3 separate regions of the Homo sapiens genome follow, and regions 2 and 3 are each linked to region 1. The links are chromatin loops, found by intact Hi-C in ENCODE. Cell type or tissue: B cell. All regions are shown on one strand. Links, peaks and the distances in the headings refer to the core of each region. The heading gives the core; the rest is flanking DNA.

What was found. Hi-C counts contacts between places; a loop is a spot of excess contacts. Peaks named below come from ENCODE experiments on the same cell type or tissue, not always from the same donor. Only the 100,000 strongest peaks of a DNase experiment are listed, where the experiment ranks them.
Region 2: it touches region 1 in a loop (11-fold over the local background); 8 of 110 quality-filtered maps call a loop at or near these places.
Region 3: a loop joins it to region 1, with 13 times the contacts of the local background. A loop is called at or near these places in 37 of 110 quality-filtered maps.

Annotation. Positions count from the first base shown.
Region 1 is chr1:150,183,207-150,191,687 of GRCh38, forward strand. No RefSeq gene overlaps it. Among named protein-coding and RNA genes, the nearest start is that of LINC02988, 27 kb to the left of the region's middle. RefSeq lists a cis regulatory region at 3,612-3,898. In B cell, for the core only: CTCF peaks have their summits at 4,307 (motif pointing left) and 4,508; a DNase peak (open chromatin) is centred at 4,045; H3K4me3 peaks cover 806 bases; H3K27ac peaks cover 883 bases.
Region 2 is chr1:150,047,486-150,054,849 of GRCh38, forward strand. It overlaps LOC124904413 (a long non-coding RNA gene), which reads left to right. Exons shown (of 3, transcript XR_007066598.1): 2 at 581-645. It also overlaps a transcript of OTUD7B not described here and the pseudogene RPL6P31. Among named protein-coding and RNA genes, the nearest start is that of VPS45, 17 kb to the right of the region's middle. In B cell, for the core only: CTCF peaks have their summits at 3,329 and 3,529; a DNase peak (open chromatin) is centred at 3,286.
Region 3 is chr1:150,069,991-150,077,354 of GRCh38, forward strand. VPS45 (vacuolar protein sorting 45 homolog) reads left to right here. Exons shown (of 15, transcript NM_007259.5): 3 at 2,176-2,236; 4 at 6,243-6,322; 5 at 6,926-6,994; 6 at 7,104-7,241. Among named protein-coding and RNA genes, the nearest start is that of VPS45, 5.9 kb to the left of the region's middle. In B cell, for the core only: CTCF peaks have their summits at 3,177 and 3,377; a DNase peak (open chromatin) is centred at 3,201.

The DNA.
Region 1 (8,481 bases), core at 2,007-7,006:
GAAACTCAGTCTCACAAAAAAAAAAAAAGAAGAAGAAGAAAACAGGAAGTGCCTTCCATAATTCCAAATACAGTATTGTTAAATATTAATGTATTATGTCCAAATAGTTCAGTGAATTTCAAGTTTTCATCCAGATGAATGGAGTTCTTCATATTCATTCAACTAATAAATATTCCTTGAGCATCTACGACATGCTAGGCATTTTTACAAGTAAAAACAAAAGTAGACAAAAATTGCTGTCTTTATGGACTCTATATTCTAGTAGAGGGCAGAAAAGCCAGTGACCGATAAAAGCCAGTGACCAACACTTGTGTTTTTTAGCTGACTTATTCTTGGGTATTTAAAAGAGATCTTGGGCCGAGCAGTGGCTCATGTCTGTAATCCCAGCATGTTGGGAGGCCGAGGCGGGCGAATCATCTGAGGTCAGGAGTTCGAGACCAGCCTGGCTAACATGGTAAAACCCCATCTCTACTAAAAACACAAAAAATTAGCCAGGCGTGTTTGGCGCACGCCTGTAATCCCAGCTACTCGGGAGGCTGAGGCAGGAGAATTCCTTGAACCTGGGAGGCGGAGGTTGCAATGAGCTGAGATTGCGCCATGGCACTCTGGCTTGGGCAACAAGAGCAGAACTCCGTCTGAAAAAAAAAAAAGATCTTGAAGTTCAAAAATTATACGAGTCTGTTATTTTCCTAGTCTTTTCTCCACTCCAAAGAAAGATAAACCTAATTGGTATTCCTTACCACTACAACAATCAGGACCACTGAAGTGAGAGGAAAGGAAGCTATACAAGGATGTATTTAAAGCTCATTACTTAAACAAAATGAAAACATAAGATCCAGAGAGTTCTTTTTATGTTTGTTTAAGAGCTTCAGAAAGGCTGGGCAGGCTGGCACATGCCTGTTGTCCTAGCTACTCGGGAGGCTGAGGCAGAAGGATAGCTTAAGCCCAGGAATTTGTATCCACCCCAGGCAACATAGTGAGGCCTCATTAAAAAAAAAAAGGAAAGAAAAAAGGGTTTTAGAAAACATAATCTGATGCACAGATTATAGAGTTTTGCATTTTTAAAAAATAGATCTAATTGATAAGACAGCAAAAAATGAATATGTGGAACCCAGCAATTTCATTCCACGTACACACTAGAGCAGTAATCAGCAAACATTTTCTGCATAGAATTAGATACCAGATATTTTAGGCTTTGCACGCCATCCAGTCTCTGTTACAACCACTCACTAGGCCTGAAAACGGCCTTAGGTAATATATAAATGCATGAGCATGGCTGTTCCAATAAAACTTTACTTATGGACACTGAAACTTGAATTTTCATGTGTCATAAAATATTAGTCTTTCCATTTTTAAAAACCATTCAGAAATGTAAAAACCACCTTAGTGTCTGGGTCATACAAAAAAAAGGTGGAGGGTCCACGGGCCAGACCATGGTTTGCCAATCCCTGCTCTAAAGAACTCTTACAGGCCAGGCACAGTGGCTCGCGCTTATAATCCCAGCACTTTGGGAGGCCAAGGTGGGCAGATCACATGAGGCCAGGAGTTCAAGACCAGCCTGGCCAACACAGTGAAACCCTGTCTCTACTAAAAATACAAAAATTAACTGAGTGTGGTGTCGCGCATCCGTGGTCCCAGCTACTTGGGAGGCTGAGGCACGAAAACCGCTTGAACCCAGGAGGCAGATGTTGCAGTGAGCCGAAGTCGTGCCACTGCATTCCACCCTGGGTGACAGAGCAAGACTCTGTCTTAAAAACAAACAGACAAAAAGAACTCTTACATACACATAACTCAACTACACATGAGAATGTTCATAACATCATTATGTGAATTAGCAAGTATGCAGATACCAAAAATGTTGGTAGACAAAAACTGGAGTTACATGTATCAACATGGATGATCTTACAAACCTATTTAAGAGAAAACACAAATTACAGAAGAACAGTTACAACGTCATTTATATACAAATTTTAAATATGCAGAAATTATATATTACTGAGCATATTTAACATATATAATAAAAGTCTGAACAGGCCATGCGCAGTGGCTCATGCCTGTAATCCCAGCACTTTGGGAGCTGAGGCAGGTGGATCACTTGAGATCAGGAGTTCAAGACCAGCCTGGCCAACATGGCGAAACCCCATCTCTACTAAAAATTCAAAAATTAGCCAGGTGTGTTGTTGCGCATCTGTAACCCTAGCTACTCAGGAGGCTGAGGCAGGAGAATCACTGAACCCGGGAGCCAGAGGATGCAGTGAGCCAAGATTGTGCCACTGCACTCCAGCCTCGGTGACAGAGTAAGACTCTTGTCTCAAAAAACAAAAAGGAATGTTCCACATCAAACTCATTTACCTGGGAATGACGTCAGGGGGAGGCAGGAGAAGGATACAACTGGAGAAGGATGCACAGGGGGCTTCAACTGCATTGTTGATGTTTCATTTTTTAAACTGAGTGACAAGTCGATCAATGTCCATTCTTGATACCACTGTGTACCTTAAATATTTAATAATAAATAAAAAGAAATGTGCAGTTTTGGGCTTTTTTTTGTTTTTTTTTGTTTTTTTAGATAGAGTCTCGCTCTGTCACCCAGGCTGGACTACAGTGGCGTGATCTGGGCTCACGCCCAGATCCTGAGTATCTGGGACTACAGGCGTGCACCACCATGCCTGGCTAATTTTTGTATTTTTAGTAGAGTTTTACCATGTTGGCCAGGCTGGTCTCGAACTCCTGACTTCAAGTGGTCCACCTGCCTTGATCTCCCAAAGTGCTGGAATTACAGGCATGAGCCACTACGCCCAGCCAGGAATGTGTAGATTTAATGTGAATTTAGCAAATGGTTTGTCCTATTTGAGGGCAGAGGTGAGGTCAGCTTATATTAACATATCCAAAAACTTGGTTTGAGCCCAGATTTCTGACACTAAAAACAAAAAATGCCCCATTTGTTTCTTTCTTCTTTCTTCTTTTTTTTTAGAGATGGAGTCTCGCTCTGTCGCCTGGGCTGGAGTGCAGTGGGGCAATCTTGGCTCACTGCAAGCTCCACCTCCCGTGTTCACGCCATTCTCCTGACTCAGCCTCCTGAGTAGCTGGGAACACAAGCGCCCACCACCACGCCCAGCTAATTTTTGTATTTTTAGTAGAGACGGGGTTTCACCGTGTTAGCCAGGATGGTCTCAATCTCCTGACCTCGTGATCCACCTGCCTCAGCCTCCCAAAGTGCTGGCATTACAGGCGTGAGCCACCACGCCCAGCCTATTTGTTTCATTTTTTAAAATTGGACTGAACCTTAGGAGAAAACAGAAAATTGTACTACATTCTTGCATAGCTAGCTAATGTAAATAGCTTCAAGCAACAAACTAGATATTATTGATCCGTTTCAAAAGAGCTGAGTCAGGCTGTACACGGTGGCTCATGCCTGTAATCCCAGCACTTTGAGAGGCCGAGGCAGGCGGATCACCTGAGGTCAGGAGTTGGAGACCAGCCTGGCCAATGTGGTGAAACCCCATGTCTACAACAAAAAAATACAAAAATTAGCTGGGCATGGTGGCGCGTGCCTGTAGTCCCAGCTACTGGGGAGGCTGAGGCACAAGAATCGCTTGAACCCGGTAGGTGGAAGTTGCAGTGAGCCAAGCAGAGATTGCACCACTGAACTCCAGCCTGGGCTGGAGGTTTTTTTCATCTCGGGAAAAAAAAAAAAAAAAAAAAGAGCTGAGTCAGATTCTGACTTGTCTAACGGACTCAGTCGTGATGTTTTGCCTGTCTGCTCCAAGTTCCCCTGTTCCAGACACATCTCTCACAGCATTACAATGATCTACATGCCCTAGGAATAGCGACTTTCCATCATCTGCCTCATCAGAGCAAATAGAAGTGTAAGTGGCAATGACGTTAGTGTTTGTGTGTGTGAAAACCTAGTGTGAATTTTCCCTTCTCTGGCAAAAGCTCACAAGCCATCATTATAGAAAAGCAGAAGAAAAAACTGCTTGTTCTGCTTTTCCTGACCTCAGAAGCAGTAGTTGTTAAAACTCTTTAAAAAAAAAAAAATGGGGTCTTGCTATGCTGCCCAGACAGGTCTCCATCTCCTGGGCTCAAGCAGAGCTGGGACTACAGGCACACCACCACACCAAGCAAAACTGTCTTTTGATTTAAAATTACTTAAATACCTCTTTAAGGGTCTCCTATAGTCACTTATCTTCCAGTTACCTAAATCACTAGCTTCTTTTTTTTTTCCTTCAGAGACCCCGCCCAAAGTCACATCCGTTGCAATTATCGGGCAGGTACTGCCCTCTAGTGTTTATACTTTTATAATAAAAATTTTACACACTACCCTTTTAACTGACCTCAAAGCATGGAAAATCTGTCAAAAACTAAATAATATCCTATTAACCCAAGATTTTTCACCTTCACACTACTGGCATTCTGATCACCCTTTGTTGCGGGGCTGTCTTGTGCACTGTGGGACGTTTTGGCAGCACCCCTGGCATCTTCCCACTTGATGCAGTAGCACTCCCACACACATCCCGGTGTGACAACCAAAAATATCTCCAGACACAGCTAAATGTCCCCAGGGGAACAAAATCACCCCTGCTTGAGATCCACTGTATTAGTCTAAAGGTTGTCCAAAACATTCACATTAGACCTGAAAATTGTAAGGGAAAAGGGCTTCTCTGGGCTAATTCCATTGAATGAGATAAAGAACTTCATTTCTGCATGAAAAACAAGGAGGTAGAGAATTAAGATTTTCAGCTCCCCGCCTCCACGTACCCGCAAAGTCCTGGCCATTGGGACATTTTTTACACCTTTAGCTTTCTGTTCCAGCTTTACCTCTTAGACCTCTTCACTTCCTTTCAAAGTGCATCACAAACAAAGCTTGCCCTTCTAGCCAAATGCAGAGAATGTGGTAGGGAAAAGGAAGAAGGGAGGTCTGAGCATTTGTACTCAAAAAAAGGGCTCTGGCCAGATGTGGTGGCTCGTGCCTGTAATCCCGGCACTTTGGGAGGCTGAGGTGGGCAGGAGTTCAAGACCAGCCTTGGCAACATGGCAAAACCCCATCTCTACTAAAAATACAAAATTAGCCGGGTTCAGTGGCAGGTGCTTGTAGTCCCAGCTATTCTGGAGGCTAAGGCATGAGAATCCCTTGAGCCTAGGGGGCAGGGAGGCTGCAGTGAGCCAAGATTGCCCCACTGCACTCCAGCCTGGGCAACAGAGCAAGACTCTGTCTCAAAAAAAAAAAAAGGAGAGGGGCTCTAGCAAAGCGTTAAGGCTCAGCATTAATAATGCCAGCCAACCAGGAACCTGTATTGATTGTCAGCCTAATATGAAAATTCTTATCAAATATCAAAATAAGTTTCAAATCTGGCTTTTAGAAAGATATTTAGGAGGGTTTATTCCAATCTGCTATGAATGATTATTCTTCATACAAGTGCATTATGCTTATAAACCTTGGTTCTGTGATTTTTTTTTTCCAGACGGAGTCTCACTCTGTCTCCCAGGCTGGAGTGCAGTGGCACGATCTCAGCTCACTGCAACCTCCGTCTCCCGGGTTCAAGCAATTCTCCTGCCTCAGCCTCCCAAGTAGCTGGGATTACAGACGTCCGCCACCACACCCGGCTAATTTTTGTGTTTTTAATAGAGACGGGGTTTCACCATGTTGGCCAGGATGGTCATGATCTCTTGACCTCGTGATCCGCCTGCCTCAGCCTTCCAAAGTGCTGGGATTACAGGTGTGAGCCACCGTGCCTGGCTAGTTCTATGAATTTTAACACTTGCAAATTACTGAGAACTTGATATTTAAAAAATAAAAAAGGAGTTTGGACTGTCACTAACTTCCTCCCCTCATCAAATTTCTCACTGACTTAGTTGATTTCACTGAAGAACTAAACAAAAAATAAGAATAATCGGGCCGGGAGCAGTGGTTCATGCCTGTAATCCCAGCAGTTTGGGAGACTGAGACAGGTGGATTACTTGAGGCCAGGAGTTTGCGACCAGCCTGGGCAACATGGTGAAACCCCGTCTCTATTAAAAATACAAAAAATTAGCCAGGCTTGGTGGTGCATGCCTGTAATCCCAGTTTCTGGGGAGGCTGAGGCACGAGAATCATTTGAGTCTGGGAGGCGGAGGTTGCAGTGAGCAACCTGTATCAAAAAAATAATAATTTTTTTCTGTCTCAAAAAATAATAATTTTTTTTTTTGAGACAGAGTCTCGCTCTGTCGCCCAGGCTAGAGTGCAGTGGTGCAACCTCTGCTCACTGCAACCTCCCTGCCTCCCGGGCTCAAGTGATTCTCGTGCCTCAGCCTCCAGAGTAACAGGGACTACAGGCACGCACCACCACGCCTGGCTAATTTTTGTAATTTTAGTAGAGACGGGGTTTCACCATATTGCCCAGGCTGGTCTTGAACTCCAGAGCTCAAGTGATTTGCCCTCCTTGGCCTCCCAAAGTGCTGGTATTACAGACATTAGCCAGCATGCCCGGCCTAAATACATTTGTATAATTAAAAATATTTCATTCTTTATTAACATTTTCAGACCTAGTTTTTTTTATCATTTAGTGAAATTGAAAGTCATAGAGCTCTACAATCGTCAAGCTCTTATTAGCAGACCGTTGGAATGGAAATCTGTTTTAGCTACTGTAACGGTTAATACTGAGTGTCAACTTGATTGGATTGAAGGACGCAAAGTATTGATCCTGGGTGTGTCCGTGAGGGTGTTGCAAAAAGAGATTAACATTTGAGTCAGTGGGCCGGGAACGGCAGATCCACCCTTAATCTGGCACCCTAATCAGCTGCCAGTGCAGCTAGAATATAAGCAGGCAGAAAAATGTGAAAAGAGAGACTGGCCTAGCCTCCCAACCTACATCTTCCTCCCGTGCTGGCTGCTTCCTGCCCTCGAACATCAGACTCCAAGTTCTTCAGTTTTGGAACTCGGACTGGCTCTCCTTACTCCTCAGCCTGCAGATGGCCTATTGTGGGACCTTGTGATCATGTGAGTTAATAAACTCCCCTTTATTCTCCCATTAGTTCTGTCCCTTTAGAGAACCCTGACTAATACAGCTACCCAGAGCGGTTTGTGATCACTGCCCGATCTCTTCTTCAGAGGCTGTGGCATTACTGACTCTGTTTTTACTGGGTTCATCCTATTCTCTTTCTCTCTCTCTCTCTTTTTTTTTCTTTTGAAACAGGGTCGTGCTTTGTCACCAGGCTGGAGTACAGCAACATGATCTCAGCTCACTGCAACCTCTGCCTCCTGAGCTCAAGCAATCCTCCTGTCTCAGCCTCCAGAGTACCTGAGACTACAGGCACGTGCCAACTCACCCTGCTAATTTTGGAGGGGGCACAGGGTGGGATGGATTTGGTAGAGACAGGTTTTACCATGTTGCCCAGGCTGGTCTTGAACTCCTGGGCTCAAGCCATCCACCAGCCTCGGCCTCCCAAAGTGCTGGGATTACAGGTGTGAGCCACCGCACCTGGCCCCATTCTGATTAATGCAATTAGAAAGTCTTCTAATCATACAATAAAGCAAAGTGCAAATAGTTCTTATGCTTTCATCTTTAAAGGGCAACCAAATGATTTAGAATATATATATTTGAAACTATAACCTAGAAAAGTCATATGACTTGGAAGTAAAAAGCTAAAGCAAAACACAAAATCTGGAAATATATCATTCTGATCACAGAGAGAGGAGAGGTATATGTCACCAGATATTAAAAGGATCTTTTTTCAGTTATATAAAAAAGTCAAGCTATTCTGGAATATGCAATTATTTAAAACATCCAGAAGTTTTTCTAAAAAACAAATTATGGTAGAAATTTGTTTATATATTCATTGCTAATTTCTTAGCACTTTAAATCCCTTAGGTGAAGGAAAATTCCTTAGGTTTTTATATTAAGGAACTGTGGCAGGCAGAATAATCCCTCCTCACCCTAAGTCCATGTCCTAATCCTCAGAGTGAATATGTTACCTTACAGGACAAAAGGGATTTTGCAGGTGTGATGAAGTTAAGGATTTTGAGGCGGGGAGATTATCCTGGGCCCAGCGTAATCACAAGAGTCCTTATAAGTAAAAGAGGGAAACGGGAAAGTCAGAGCCAGAGATGCTGGAAGTGGAGGTCAGCGTGGTGCAATAGTTAGCTTTGAGATGAAGCGGGGCCATGAGCCAAGGAATTCGGGCAGCATCTAGAAGCTGGAAAAGCCAAAGAACAGATTCTCCCCTAGAGCCCGCAGAAGGAACACAGCCCTGTGGACACCTTGATTTTAGCACCGTAAGATCCATTTCCATCATCTAACCTCTAAAACTGTAAGAAAATTAATTTGTGTTAAGTGGCTTCATTTGTGGTAATTTGTTATAGCAACAATATGAAACTAATACAGGAGCATTTTATTAGTCTTTTAGTACTTTGACTATCCCGTTCAGTCAGAATTGTGGCATTTAAATAATTACATCTCATATATATATGTATTTTTTTTTTTAGATGGAGTCTTGCCCTGTCGC
Region 2 (7,364 bases), core at 443-5,442, 140 kb before region 1:
TAGGGATTTTTGTCTGTTTTTTTCAATCCCATATTTCCATGGCTAGCACCTAATAGGTATTCAACAAATGCTTGTTGAATATATGAACATCCTCTATAAATCCTCTAGTAACCAGTGTCAAGAACTACATGCCTATGTAGGTGACCCAAACACTTCCTCTAAGAACTGTATAGAAAAATAATTTCAGGCCAGGCGTGGTGGCTTATGCCTATAATCCCAGCACTTTGGGAAGCCGAGGCGGGTGGATCACGAGGTCAAGAGATCAAGACCATCCTGGCCAACATGGTGAAACCACATCTCTACTAAAAATACAAAAATTAGCTGGGCATGGTGGTGCGTCCCTGTAGTCCCAGCTACTCGGGAGGCTGAGGCAGGAAAATCGCTTGAATCTGGGAGGCAGAGGTTGTAGTAAGACAAGATCGCGCTCCAGCGTGCACTCCAGCCTGGCGACAGAGCGAGACTACGTTTAAAAAAAAAAATTCATTTAATTTAAACATCTTAATTAAAAATAGGGAGCATTCAATTAAACATTCACATAATAACTACACAATTATTCTCTTTACTTCTTTCCTACTTTAAGCCTTGATGCCATCACTACTTCCAGAAAAAAAAATAGTTCCTAAATATCCCACAGAAGAAAACAAGGTAATGTTAATATAAATACTCTGCCCCTACATTTATGCAGTCTTCCCTCATATTTTTGATAAATTCCACACCCTTCCACCAGAAGTTAAAGAAAGGAGACGTATCCTCCCACTTTCGGAAATGCTTTAACCAAAATTAAAGAGAGAATGAACAAGCTATCCGTAGGAACCCATTCATCGATAGAAAGGAAAAACATTTCCTAAGAAATGTCAGAGACAAATGACTCTGGATCTAACACCATTTGGGGGGTTTCATACCATTGCTAACACAGAGACATAATATTATTAGATTTATATTAATAAGGCTGAGTGTAGTGGCTCATACCTGTAATCCCAGAACTTTGGGAGGCCAAGGCAGGAGGATATCCTGCTTGAGGACAGGAGTTCAAGACCAGCGTGGGCAAAATAGTGAGACCCGATCTCTACACAAAATAAATAAATAAAATTAGCACAGTGAAAGGATTGCTTGAGCCCAAGAGTTCAAGGCTGCAGTGAACTATGATTGTACCACTGCACACCAGCCTGGGGAAGAGAGTAAGACCTTGACTCTTAAAAAAAAAAATTGTATTAATACACTACTTCCAGAAATTAAACAAGACATACACAGTATGTGGATATAAACAAAGAAAATGATTTCCATGTACAAAACATAAAACTCATAGATTAATAACTCAAGTTTCCTAGTCTATTTTCTTATTTTGTTTCATTAAAAAAAAAATTTGAGACGGAGTCTCACCCTGTCACCCAGGCTGGAGTTCAGTGGCATGATCTCAGCTCACGGCAACCTCTGCCTCACTGGTTCAAGCAATTCTCCTGCCTCCGCCTCCTGAGTGGCTAGGATTACAGGCGCCCGCCACCACACTCGGCTAATTTTTGTATTTTTTTTTCAGTAGAGATGAGGTTTCACCATGTTGGCCAGGCTGGTCTCGAACTCCTGACCTCAAGTGATCCGTCTGCCTCAGCCTCCCAAAGTGCTGGGATTACAGGTGTGAGCCACCATGCCCCGTCTACTTAGAGGTCTAGTAAACTTAAATCAGTTCTGAAGCTTTTCCAGACAGTAGTAGTAAAATACACTATAAATCAGATTACCTGGTTCTCAATTCAATGTTCTTTTCATTCTGTCATGCTGCTCTCTAAATTTGAGTGTTCTCTTGACCAGGAATTAAATTATTCTCTATATCTGAGTTGAAACTACTATATCACCAGGAAATAAAAAAGTCTAACTTCCCAATATTATTCCTAAATTAAATCGTGGTTAGTCAGGATGTTGCTATATACTTTTAATAATAACTGAAAATTGAAGCAGAAAAAACCCCAATTCACTATGACTTGTATATTTTGTGCCATGAACAGAGGAAATTGTCATTTACAGTATAATTTTCTGGGCATAGGCATGGATTCCGGTGTTCACATCCCCAAGTTCAAATCTCAGTTTTGTCACTTATTAGGGGACATTATCTTAATGTCTCTAAGCTTTTATTTTCCTTCTCTCTCTCTCTCTTTCTTTTTTTTTTTTTTTTTTTGAGACAGGCTGATTACAGGCTCGACCTCCTGGGCTCAAGCAATCCCCCTGCCTCAGCCTCCCGAGTAGCTAGGACCACAGGTGCAAACCACCACGCAATTAATTTCTGTATTTTTTATAGAGATGGGTTTTACCATGTGCTCAGGCTGGTCTTGAACTACTGGGCTCCGCCTTGGCTTCCCAAAGTGCTGGAATGACACAAATGAACCACCGTGCCCAGCCCTATTTTCTCATTTTTAAAAAAGAAAGGTTATTGTTTCAAAATATGTTGTACATGAGGCCAGGTGTAATGGCTCATTCCTGTCATCCCAACACTTTGGGAGGCTGAGGCAGGAAGGTAGCATGAGCCCAGGAATTCAAGACCAGCCTAGGCAGAACAGTGAGACCCCCATCTGTACAAAACTTTTAAAAAAATTCTCCAGGCATGGTGTTACGTGCCAGTAGAGGCTGGAGGGTCACTTGAACCAGGGAGGTCAAGGCTGCAGTGAGCCATGATTGCGCCACTGTACTCTAGCCTGGGCAATCCAGGGAGACCCTGTCTCAAAAAAAAAAGCATGCTTTACATGATAAATATTACAATTTTTGCCAATTAAAAATAAATATTTATCTCTCATATCCCAGGAAATCAAGTAAAAATAAATAAAAGAAATAAATGAATAAAATTTAAACAATAAAAAGAAGATAGCACTACTACTTATGTCTTTGAGTTGTGAGAAAAATGCACAGAAAGTACTTAGCACATGGCCTAACACATATATATATTCATAGTGACAGATACACTACTGTCAATTGCAGTCAGACATGAATGGAAATCATAATCAGATTCTCACCTTTCAAACTTTAGATGTGACTTCATAGTAATTCAACAAATCTTCCAAGTCCAGAACACCTGTTGATTTGAATCTTACAGCAATTACTTTTATCTAGTCTTTAAGAAATGAAAAAATAATGTAACAGCAAACTCATGCAGTGACTCAATAAATTTAAAGCCATAAACAGGCTAAATCCAACACTAAACAAGCATTTTGCAATCTATTTTAGCCAAAACAATGCATTTTCCCTCATTCACATAACAATTACTCAGTATGCCAGCTCCCAGTGTTACAGAGCCTGTTCTTGGTGATTCAAGGGCGCCCTCTGTCTGAGTGCTGAAAAAATCCAAACCCAAATTTAAAACTATGTAAAAACATGCTTTCAAGTAAATTCTTAATAAACAGTTCTATGAAATTGATCCTGTCTTTAATCACTGCTGGCAGATAGTCCTTAAAAAAAAAAAAGAAAAGAAAGAAAAAAACGGCTGGGTGCGGTGGCTCACGCCTGTAATTCCAGCACTTTGGGAGGCCAAGGCAGGTGGATCACCTGAAGTTAGGAATTCAAGACCAGTCTGGCTAACATGGTGAAACCCTGTCTCTACTAAAAATACAAAAATTAGCCAGGCGTGGTGGCAGGAGCCTGTAATCCCAGCTACTCGGGTGGCTGAGGCAGGAGAATCGCTTGAACCCAGGAAGCAGAGGTTGCAGTGAACCGAGATTGCGCCATTGCACTCCAACCTGGGCAACGAGAGCTAGACTTCGCCTCAAAAAAAAAAAAAAAAAAAACCACCAACAAATGTCATGTCATTTGTTACAAGAGCACAAGAAATTCATGTCTACATCTCTGTAATTTACCTGGAAATTTGGAAATTCCATGATATTTTTCTCAAAATTTATTCCATATTATTCAATGAAATTATTGACATGAGTCACCTAGATAAGTTTATTGCTCTCTTTTTTTGTCCTGTCCATGTAAAACTCTGTACTTTATTTAACATGTCATTGTTAATAAATGACATGTTATTTATTATTATTATTATGTCTAGTTTCTAAAACAAGACACATAAAAAGGATGTGTACAAAAATATATAGTGAAATGCCCACTAAAAAGTAGGTTTCTTTCCATCTGCTTCCACTTTAAGGAAGTTATTCAACTTCTCTGAACCTCAGTTTATCTGGAATATAAAAATAATATCCACCTTAAAGGAAAGTTGCAAAGGTTAATTCAGATATCTGTAAAGGTCTCAGCACATAGTAAAAGCTTAATGAAAGGTGGTTGTTATTATTTACTACTATTATTAAGAGAATAATCTTAAATAATAGTGTCCTACATTAAAGACATTTTATTTGCTTCAAATGGAAAGATATGTAAATAAAAAAGTTTATGATTTACTTTTACAATATTAAACAGTCTTTCTAGTTAAGAAAAACAGTGATCTTGATTAAATGCTTGACAGATCAGGAATGAGCCATTTCTAAAAGATTATTTCAATATAAAAATATTATGCTCTCTTCATGTTAAAAACTCTCAATAAACTATGCATTAAAGGAACATACCTCAAAATAATGAGTCATCTATGACAAACCCACAGCCAATATCATACTGAATGGGCAAAAGCTGGAAGCATTCCCCTTGAAAACTGGCACAGGACAAGGATGCCCTCTCTCACCACTCCTATTCAACATAGTATTGGAAGTCCTGGCCAGAGCAATAAGGCAAGAGAAAGCAATAAACGGCATCTGAATAGCAAGAGAGGAAGTCAAACTATTTCTGTTTGCAGACGACATGATTCCATATTTAGAAAACCCCATAGTCTTGGCTCAAAAGCTCCTTCAGCTGATAACTTCAGCAAAGTCGCAGGATGTAAAATAAATGTACAAAAAACACTAGCACTCCTATACACCAACAACAGTCAAGCTGAGAGCCAAATCAGAAAGGCACTCTCATTCACAATTGTCACTAAAAAAATAAAATACCTAGCAATACAGCTAACCAGGGAGGTGAAAGATCTCTACAATGAGAATTACAAAATACTGTGCAAAGAAATCAGAGAAGCCACAAACAAATGGAAAAACATCCCATGCTCATGGATAGGAAGAACCAATGTCATTAAAATGGTCATATTGCCCAAAGCAATTTACAGATAAAATGTTATTCCTATCAAACTACCAATAACATTCTTCACAGAATTAGGAAAAACTATTTTAAAATTCATATGGAACTAAAAAAGAGCCCAAATAGCAAAGCCAAAAAGAACAAACCTGGAGGCATCACATTACCTGACTTCAAACTATACTACAGTGGCCAAAACAGCATGGTACTGGTAAAACAAACAAACAAACAAACGAAAACAAAAAACAAAAAAAAAAACAGGCACATAGACCAATGAAACAGAATGCAGAGTCCAAAAATAAGGCCACACACCTATGACCATCTGAACTTCAACAAAGCTGACAAAAACAAGCAATAGAGAAAAGACTCCCTAGTCAATACATGGTGCTGGGATAACTGGCTAACCATATGCAGAAGATTGAAACTGGACTCCTTCTTTACACCATATACAAAAATCAACTCAAGATGGAATAAATACTTAAATATAAAACCCAAAACTATAAAAACCCTGGAAGACAACCTAGGCAATACTATCCTGGACTTAGGAACAGGTGAAGATTTCATGACAAAGATGCTAAAAGCAATCGCAAAAAATTGACAAATGGGATCTAATTAAACTTAAGAGTTTTTGCACAGCAAAATAAACTATCAACAGAGTAAACAGACAATCTACAGAATGGGAGAAAATATTTTCAAACTATGCATCTGACAAAGGTCTAATATCCAGCATCTATAAGGAACTTAAACGAATTTACAAGAGAAAAACAACTACCCCATTAAAAAGTGGGCAAAGGACATGAACACTTTTCTTTCCCTTTTTTTTTCTTTTTTTTTTTTGAGACTGAGTTTCCCTCTTGTCACCCAGGCTGTAGTGCAGTGGCACACTCTCGGCTCACCGCAACTTCTGCCTCTTGGGTTCAATCGATTCTCCTGTCTCAGCCTCCCAAGTAGCCGAGATTACAGGCATGTGCCACCATGCCTGGCTAATTTTGCATTTTTAGTAGAGACGAGGTTTCTCCATGTTGGTCAGGCTGGTCTCGAACTCCCGACCTCAAGTGATTCACCCACCTCAGCCTCCCAAAGTGCTTGGATTACAGGCATGAGCCACCACGCACGGCTGAACAGACACTTTCCAAAAGAAGGCATATATGCAGCCAACGGACATATGAAAAAAAGCTCAATATCACCGATCATTAGAGAAATGCAAATCAAAACCACAATGAGATACCATCTCACACCAGTCAGAATGGCCATTATTAAAAAGTCAGCTCTTTTCCATCTTACAAGATGGAGGGTGAACAAGTTGAGAAGCCAGATACTAAAGAGAAGAAACCTGAAGTCAAGAAGGCTGATGCTGGTGGCAAGGTGAAAAAGGGTAACCTCAAGGCTAAGAAGCCCAAGAACAGGAAGCCCCATTGCAGTCAAAATCCTGTCATTGTCAGAGGGATTGGCAGATATTCTCCATCTGCTATGTATTCCAGAAAGGCCACGTGCAAGAGGAAGTACTCAGCTGTGAAATCCAAGGTTGAAAAGCAAAAGGAGAAGTTTCCTGCAACTATTACAAAACCAGCTGGTGGTGGCAAGAACGGTGGTACGCAGGTGGTTAAACTTTGCAAAATGCCTACATATTATCTTACTGAAGATGTGCTTTCAAAGCTGTTGAGCCAAGGAAAAAAACCCTTCAGTCAGCACATGAGAAAACTGTGAGCCAGGATCACTCCCAAGACCATTCTGATCATCCTCACTGAAAGCCACAGGGGCAAGAGGGTGATTTTCCTGAAGCAGCTGGCTAGTGGCTGGTTACTTGTGACTGGACCTCTGGTCCTCAATCAAGTTCCTCTACAAAGAACACACCAGAAATCTGTCATTGCCACCTCAGCCAAAATTGATATCAGCAATGTAAAAATCCCAAAACATCTTACTGATACTTACTTCAAGAAGAAGCTGCAGGCAGGGCATGGTGACTCATGTCTGTAATCCCAGCACTTTGGGAGGCCAAAGCAGGCAAATCACTTGAGGTCAGGAGTTCAAGACCAGCACGGCCAACATGGTGAAATCCTGTCTCTACTAAAAATACAAAAATTAGCCGGGTGTGGTGGCATGGGCCTGTAATCCCAGCTACTTGGGAGGCTGAGGCAGGAGAATCTCTTGAACTCAGGAGGCAGAGGTTGCAGTGAGCCCAGAGCGTGCCACTGCGCTTCAGCCTGGGTGACAAGAGGGAAACTCAGTCTCAAAAAAAAAAAAAAAAAAAAAGACGCTGCAGAAGCCCAGAC
Region 3 (7,364 bases), core at 443-5,442, 110 kb before region 1:
ACTCTGCATCTTAATCACCCTATGTATATCAATCCGCTATATTCCCCTTGTCCCGTCATGCCACGGGACGTTTGCATAGTCTTCTTCCTCTGCCTGGAACTTAACTTCTTCAAGTAACCCTTCACTGTTTTTGCTGACCAGGTCAAACCTGCCCCTTATATGCATTTACAACACCATCTTTATCTCCCTATTGTGTGTAATGGTTTGAACTTTTATATGGTTTATGTGATTACCAGCAGTAAGCTCCATGAAAACAGATATGATATCTGTTTTTTCTCACCCTATATTCCCAATTCCTGTCACACAGTGGACACTCAATAAACAGTTGCTGAATTAATGAACACATGCTGTGTTATAATAGTTTCCAATTGTTTCATGTTTGTAGCTCTTAGTCATGAAATTTTGGTTCAAGAGATATGTTAGAGATCATCTAGTTCATTATTTCCTAATGTTTTTTATTAGAGAAACTCTTTCACTGTTATGTACTGTCTCTCGAACTCTTTTAAGAATCTTTCCTTTTGGCCGGGCGCGGTGGCTCACGCCTGTAATCCTAGCACTTTGGGAGGCCAAGGCAGGCGGATCACGAGGTCAGGAGATCGAGACCATCCTGGCCAACATGGTGAAACCCCGTCTCTACTAAAAATACAAAAAAAAAAAACAACAAAAAAATTAGCCAGGCATGGTGGCAGGCGCCTGTAGTCCCAGCTACTAGGGAGGCTGAGGCAGGAGAATCGCTTGAACCAGGGAGTCAGAGGTTGCAGTAAGCTGAGATCACGCCACTGTAGTCCAGCCTGGCGACAGAGCAAGACTCCGTCTCAAAAAATAATAATAAAATAAAAATTAAAAATAATTTTTAAAAAAGAATCTTTCCTTTTTCTTTTTCCTCTTTTATATATTCTCTTTTGTCTTTTTCCACATTGTCTGAACTTTTAAGAATCTTTTAATTCACTTTGTTATTTTTGCCTAGCATATTACGAGGAAGTAATTGAGGTTTAAAAGATTTATTATTTAAATTTTTTGCCTTAAGATTATATTATAAAGTTAATTTGAAATCTAAATTGCATTTTTAAATCTAAATTACAATTTTTAAAACCCTTTCCCCATTAATAAGCAGTATATATTGCTTACTTTTTTTTAATTCTGTAAAGAAATGTGATTTTTAAAACAAATTAATATGTTTAGGGAACAATTTATATTGAAATTTAACCAGGTGTTATAGTATCAAAAACCAATAAAACCTGCATTATAATCTTATGTAATTGGAATCTTATATTTTGACCATATAAAAATCAACTTTTTTGTTTTAAACTTTCATACTTTATTTTAAAACAATGTAATTGTAGAAAAGATCTTAGCCTGCTACTTGCAAATACTTCACAAACATTGTAGTTGTGCAGAGTCTTACATCCCAATAAGTTAAAAGCCAAAGTGAATATAATTAACTTTATTTTCTCTTGCATGTTAATTTTTAAAGGAATAGACACATTTAATGCTCTATATAGGAATTTTGATCAGGCCAGGCGCAGTGGCTCATGCCTGTAATCCTAACACTTTGGGAGGCCAAGCCAGGTGGATCAGTTGAGGTCAGGAGTTCGAGACCAGCCTGGCCAACATGGTGAAACCCCGTCTCTGCTACAATTACAAAAAATTAGCTGGGTATGGTGGCACAAACCTGTAATCTCAGCTACTTGGGAGGCTGAGACAGGAGAATTGCTTGAACCCAGGAGACGGAGGTTACAGTGAGCCAAGATTGTGCCATTGCACTCCAGCCTGGGCAACAGAGTGAGACTTAATCTCAAAAAAAAAAAAAAAGAATTTTGAGCAAATGAATACAATTTATAGACAAGCAGCTTGATGTGAGTTTGCAGAATTATAATCAATTTTATGTTGTGTTTCAACATCTGTGTCCTTTATATTCTTTATCTTAATTGGCCAAAATGCAGCTGGTTAATATTTAATATTATACACATATTATTAAATAATATATGATTCCCGATCATTGTATTTAATTTATCTCTTTTGTCTCCAGCCCTTACCCACCAACATAAGCACACTTAACCTAGACTTCAATATGCAGTAGACGCAGTAAATAAACAAATCAATGGGTGAATGCTTATTACTTTTTTCCTTAAGCAACTCTCCTCATATTTTGTTTGCTTGTTCTTCATTTTCTAGGAGAATGTGGATTATATTATTCAGGAGCTCCGAAGACCCAAATACACTATATATTTCATTTGTAAGTATGTTAGTTCACTTTTTCAAACATGTAACAACATCCCAGTTAGTGTGTTTCATTGAGCCCTTCATATCATCAATAACTTCATTGAATCTGTCACTATAAAAGTCTAGTTTATTTAATGTCCTTCCAAAGTATTAAAAATCTTTTGACCTGCCGGGCGCGGTGGCTCACACCTGTAATCCCAGCACTTTGGGAGGCCAAGGCGGGCGGATCATCTGAGGAGTTTGAGACCAGCCTGACCAACATGGTGAAACCCCATCTCTACTAAAAATACAAGATTAGCTGGGCATGGTGGCACATGCCTGTAATCCCAGCTACTTGGGAGGCTGAGGCAGGAGAATCGCTTGAACCGGAGAGGCGGAGATTGCAGTGAGCCGAGATTGCGCCATTGCACTCCAGCCTGGGCAACAAAGCGAAACTCCATCTCAAAAAAAAAAAAAATACTTTTGACCAATATTCTGTTTCAGAGGGCTAAATGTGATTTCCATTCATCTTTGATTGCTTAAATTAAAAATTTTACATTTTACTTTGCCTTTCAAGATGCTTTGTAAGTCAAAAGTTTTAAGTAGACAAATTTCACATCTCACCCCTGCCAAAAAAAAAAAGTATATACTTATCCCTGTTTTACACTTAAAAATTGAGGCATGGAAGCTGATTTATTTTTTGAAGTGGGAAGGTAATACTTGAGTTTGCTGGAAAAGCAGAAATTTACTTTACATACCAGATAAAAGCCTTTCACTTCTCTTTGTTACTATATTTAATGCACTGAAAGTATAAATCATCAGGTAGTGATCTCTTATGTGCACAACTTTCTTGGAGTGGGGGTTAGGTAGGGGAGATCTGGAAATAAACTAGGTTTGTGTTTACTATACAATTTACATGGATTTTTTTGATCCAATACATTCGGCTGTAGAAGTTACATCTATTCTCCTCTAGATGTCATTATTTATCTTTATGTTAATAGTGTTAGTGTAGTCTATTTGGTAACATTTCCAAAACCAAGGACTAGATTTAACAGTAAGTAGGGCATTTGAGAAGTTTTAAAGCTTACTTAAAGGTATTAGAGTTTTAGGGTTTAGACTACAGTCTAAGACGTACATACTTTCTTCAGCGTATACTACTTAAATAGAATAATGATACAAAAAATTAACATTTGCGAAAAGACTATATATATATAAGAGCTCTCTCATATTTTATTTCATTCAGTTCTGTGTAGAATTGAAAAGTTACATAAAGCTTGTCCAGTGGGTTTTCAGTGCACGACGCCCCAAGAGGTAAAAATAGGCAATTTTATTAATCTGTGGCAACTTAATTTTTGTTTGTTTTTGTCTGTTTGTTTTTGGCTAATAGTCACAGGTTTTCTTTTTAAAATTAAACTTTCTATTTTGAAGTAATTGTAGATTCATGTGCAGTTAAAAAAAAAACAACGAATAATAATACAGAGATCCCAGATACCCTTTACCCAGCTTCCCCCTGTGTAGTATCTTACATGATGATAGTACAATATCACAACCAAGATGTTAACACTGATACAGTCAGGATACACAACATTTTCATCTCTATAAGGATCCCTTTTATTAGCTTATATGGACTTCTGTCCCACCCCAACCCCCTCATTAACCCTGGTAACCACTAATATTTTCTCCATTTTATATTTTGTCATTCGAAGAATGTTCTATAAATGAAATCATACAGCATATAATCTTTTGGGACTGGCTTTTTTCACTCAGCATAATTCTCTGGAGAGTCATCCAGGCTGTTCTGTGTGTGTGTGTGTGTTGTTTTTGTTTTTTTTTTTTGTCCGAGAAGCAGTCTTGCTTTGTCACCCAGGCTGGAGTGCAGTGTCGCCATCTCAACTCACTGCAACCTCCACCTCCCGGGTTCAAGCGATTCTCCCACCTCAGCCTCCCGAGTAGCTAGGATTACAGGTACACACCACCACGCCCAGCTAATTTTTGTATTTTTTTTTAGTAGAGACAGGGTTTCACCGTGTTGGTTGTCCAGACTGGTCTCAAACTCCTGACCTTGGGTGATACGCCCGCTTCAGCCTCCCGAAGTACTGGGATTACAGGCATGAGCCACCACACCTCACCTGTTGTGTGTATTAATAGTTCATTCCTCCTTTGAGCTGGAACTGCAAAAAAAAAAGTTTTCTTAATTTAAAAATAGTTCATTTCTTTTTATTGCTGAGTAGTATTCCATGGTATGAATGTACCACAGTTTGTTTAACTATACACCATTGAAGGACATATGAGTTATTTCCAGTTTTGGCTATTACAAATAAAGCTGCTATAAATATCTGTGTACAGATTTTTATGTGAACATTAAGTCTTCATTCTCTGGGGTAAATAACCCCCAGGAGTGCAACTGCTGAGTCATATGGTAATTCCATGTGTGATCTGCCCACCTTGGCCTCCCAAAGTGATGGGATTACAGGTGTGAGCCACCGCACCGAACTTTTAAAGACATACAAAAGTAGAATAGTATCATAAGTTCCAATGTACCTATCAGCTGGTTTCAACAATTATTGAGCCTCACCCAATCTTGTTTTAGCTATACTGTCACCTACTTCTCCAGCAATATTATTTTAAAGCAAATCTAAGACATTATATAATTTTATCCATAAGTATTTCAGTAGGCATCTCTAAAAGATAAGGACTCATTTTTTTAAAAAACACATTTCCATTATTACATCTAGATTAAAAGTGAAAAATAATTATTTATTCTTTTTTTTTTTTTTTTTTTTTTTTGAGACACAGTCTCCCTCTGTCACCCAGACAGAGTGCAGTGGCATGATCTCGGCTCACTGTAACCTCAACTTCCCAGGTTCAAGTGATGTTGCCCAGGCTGGTCTTGAACTCTTAGTACCATTTTCAAATAACCATTCAGCGTTCAAATTTAAAATTGTCTTTTTTTTTTTTTTTTTTTACAGTTTTTTAAAATCAGGATCAAAGTAAGGTTCACACATTGCTGTTGGTTGATATGTTAAGTTTCTTAATCTTCTGTATAGGTCCTCCCACCCCTGCCCCTGCTGCCCCATGCAATTTATTTATTGAAGAAACTGTTAAGTTTTCCACAGACTGGATCTTGCTGATTGCATCCCCAGGGGGTAGTTTAACATGTTCCTTGAAGTTTAAAATATTCCTCTGTCTTCTAGTTCCTGTAAATTCATAGGTGAATACAGAGCCTTAATTAGGTTAAGATTTGATTTCTTCTTGGCAAGAATACTTTATAGGTGGTATTGTGTGCTTTCATTGGCTGCTTATTCTTTTGATATTAGTAGCTGCTGATGCTCAATGCCTGGGTCCATTCAATTGATTCATTGGGGGTTAGAAAAAATGATGATATTCTAATTCTGTCATTAACATTTGTTAGTTATTGTTGAGCTGGAATGTTTTCACAAAGAAAAATTTTCCCTCATCTATTTGGTTACCTGGTAGTACAGTTTATATATAAAAGACAGCATGAAAGTTTACTTCTTTCTCCTTATTTTCAATAAAATGACTTACTTCCCTAGTATTCTCATTCTCCAATTCCTCCGATGGAGTCTTCCTCTATCGCCCAGGCTGGAGTGCAGTGGCCTGATCTGGGCTCACTGCAAGCTCTGCCTCCTGGGTTCATGCCATTCTCCTGTCTCAGCCTCCCGAGTAGCTGGGACTACAGGCGTCCGCCACCACGCCCAGCTAATTTTTTTTTGTATTTTTAGTAGAGACGGGGTTTCACCGTGTTAGCCAGGATGGTCTCGATCTCCTGACCTCATGATCCACCTGCCTCAGCCTCCCAAAGTGCTGGGATTACAGGTGTGAGCCACCGCGCCTGGCCAGTCCTTTTAAAATATATATATATATATATATAAAATTATGAATTTGTGGATTAAATATATTTTTGCTACCCATTCCAATTTGAAGGTCACTTATTCATTAGGCTTTAACTATCAGGCCCTTTTACATATATTGCAGCAGAAATTATCTCCTTTGAGTCAACCCCAACTCATGTGTTTCAGATTTCAGTAATGTGATCAGCAAGAGTGACGTGAAGTCATTGGCTGAAGCTGATGAACAGGAAGTTGTGGCTGAGGTTCAGGTAAACATATTGGTCCTGTAACACATCTCGTATGTTGGCCCTTTTTAAATATTTGAGTCTAAAAATAAAAAATAAGGAAAGGTCTGTCTCAAAAGAAGTTTTATTATGAATACTTGAATATGTTTATCACATAAATGAGGAATATTGTTTTCAGAGGCAGCAAATAAACTAGTTTTGAATTTTTCAGAAGGATGTGATAGGTGATAAATGAATAAAAAGAATACCTGTTTTAAATTATATTCTCTCTCATGACAACACATTGGACAGCAAAGTTCTTTTTTATCTGAGTAGAACATTGTATCTCCTATTAGCAGTATTTTATTTTTACTAATTGATAAGTATGCATAGAGGTCTCCAGAAATATAATGTGTATAACCTTACAACCTTTATTTGTTAGATTTATTATTATTGCTACTGTTTTGTAATTATTTTAATTCTCCCACGTTGACTGTTGTTACCCAATTATTAATTGAACAATTTAGTATCTCTTTACACCTGTATTTCACAAAGTTTGGCTATATCATATTATATCACTTATGAAAATATTACTGCTTGATACAATTGAAGTTTATGGAATGACTATTCTTGGTGCTTTATTTGCAGGAATTTTATGGTGATTACATTGCTGTGAACCCACATTTGTTTTCCCTCAATATTTTGGGTTGCTGCCAGGTATGGAAGGAAAGGTTTAATTTATCAGTCGAGAGTTAATTCAGCAAATAATTAGACTTGTAAGAGAAAATTCAAATATTTTCTCTGAATATATGTTTTTAACAAAAAGGGTCGAAATTGGGATCCAGCCCAGCTATCTAGAACAACTCAAGGGCTTACAGCTCTCCTTTTATCTCTGAAGAAGTGTCCCATGATTCGTTATCAGCTCTCATCAGAGGCAGCAAAGAGACTTGCAGAGTGCGTTAAGGTATGGCATTACCTATTCCTGGTTCCAAAACATAAAGGCCATTCATTTCTCTATCATATTTCAGAAACTAAAGGAATAGTTTATTTACAACCAAGGAGATGATTGTATGTTAGGTTTCCGCGA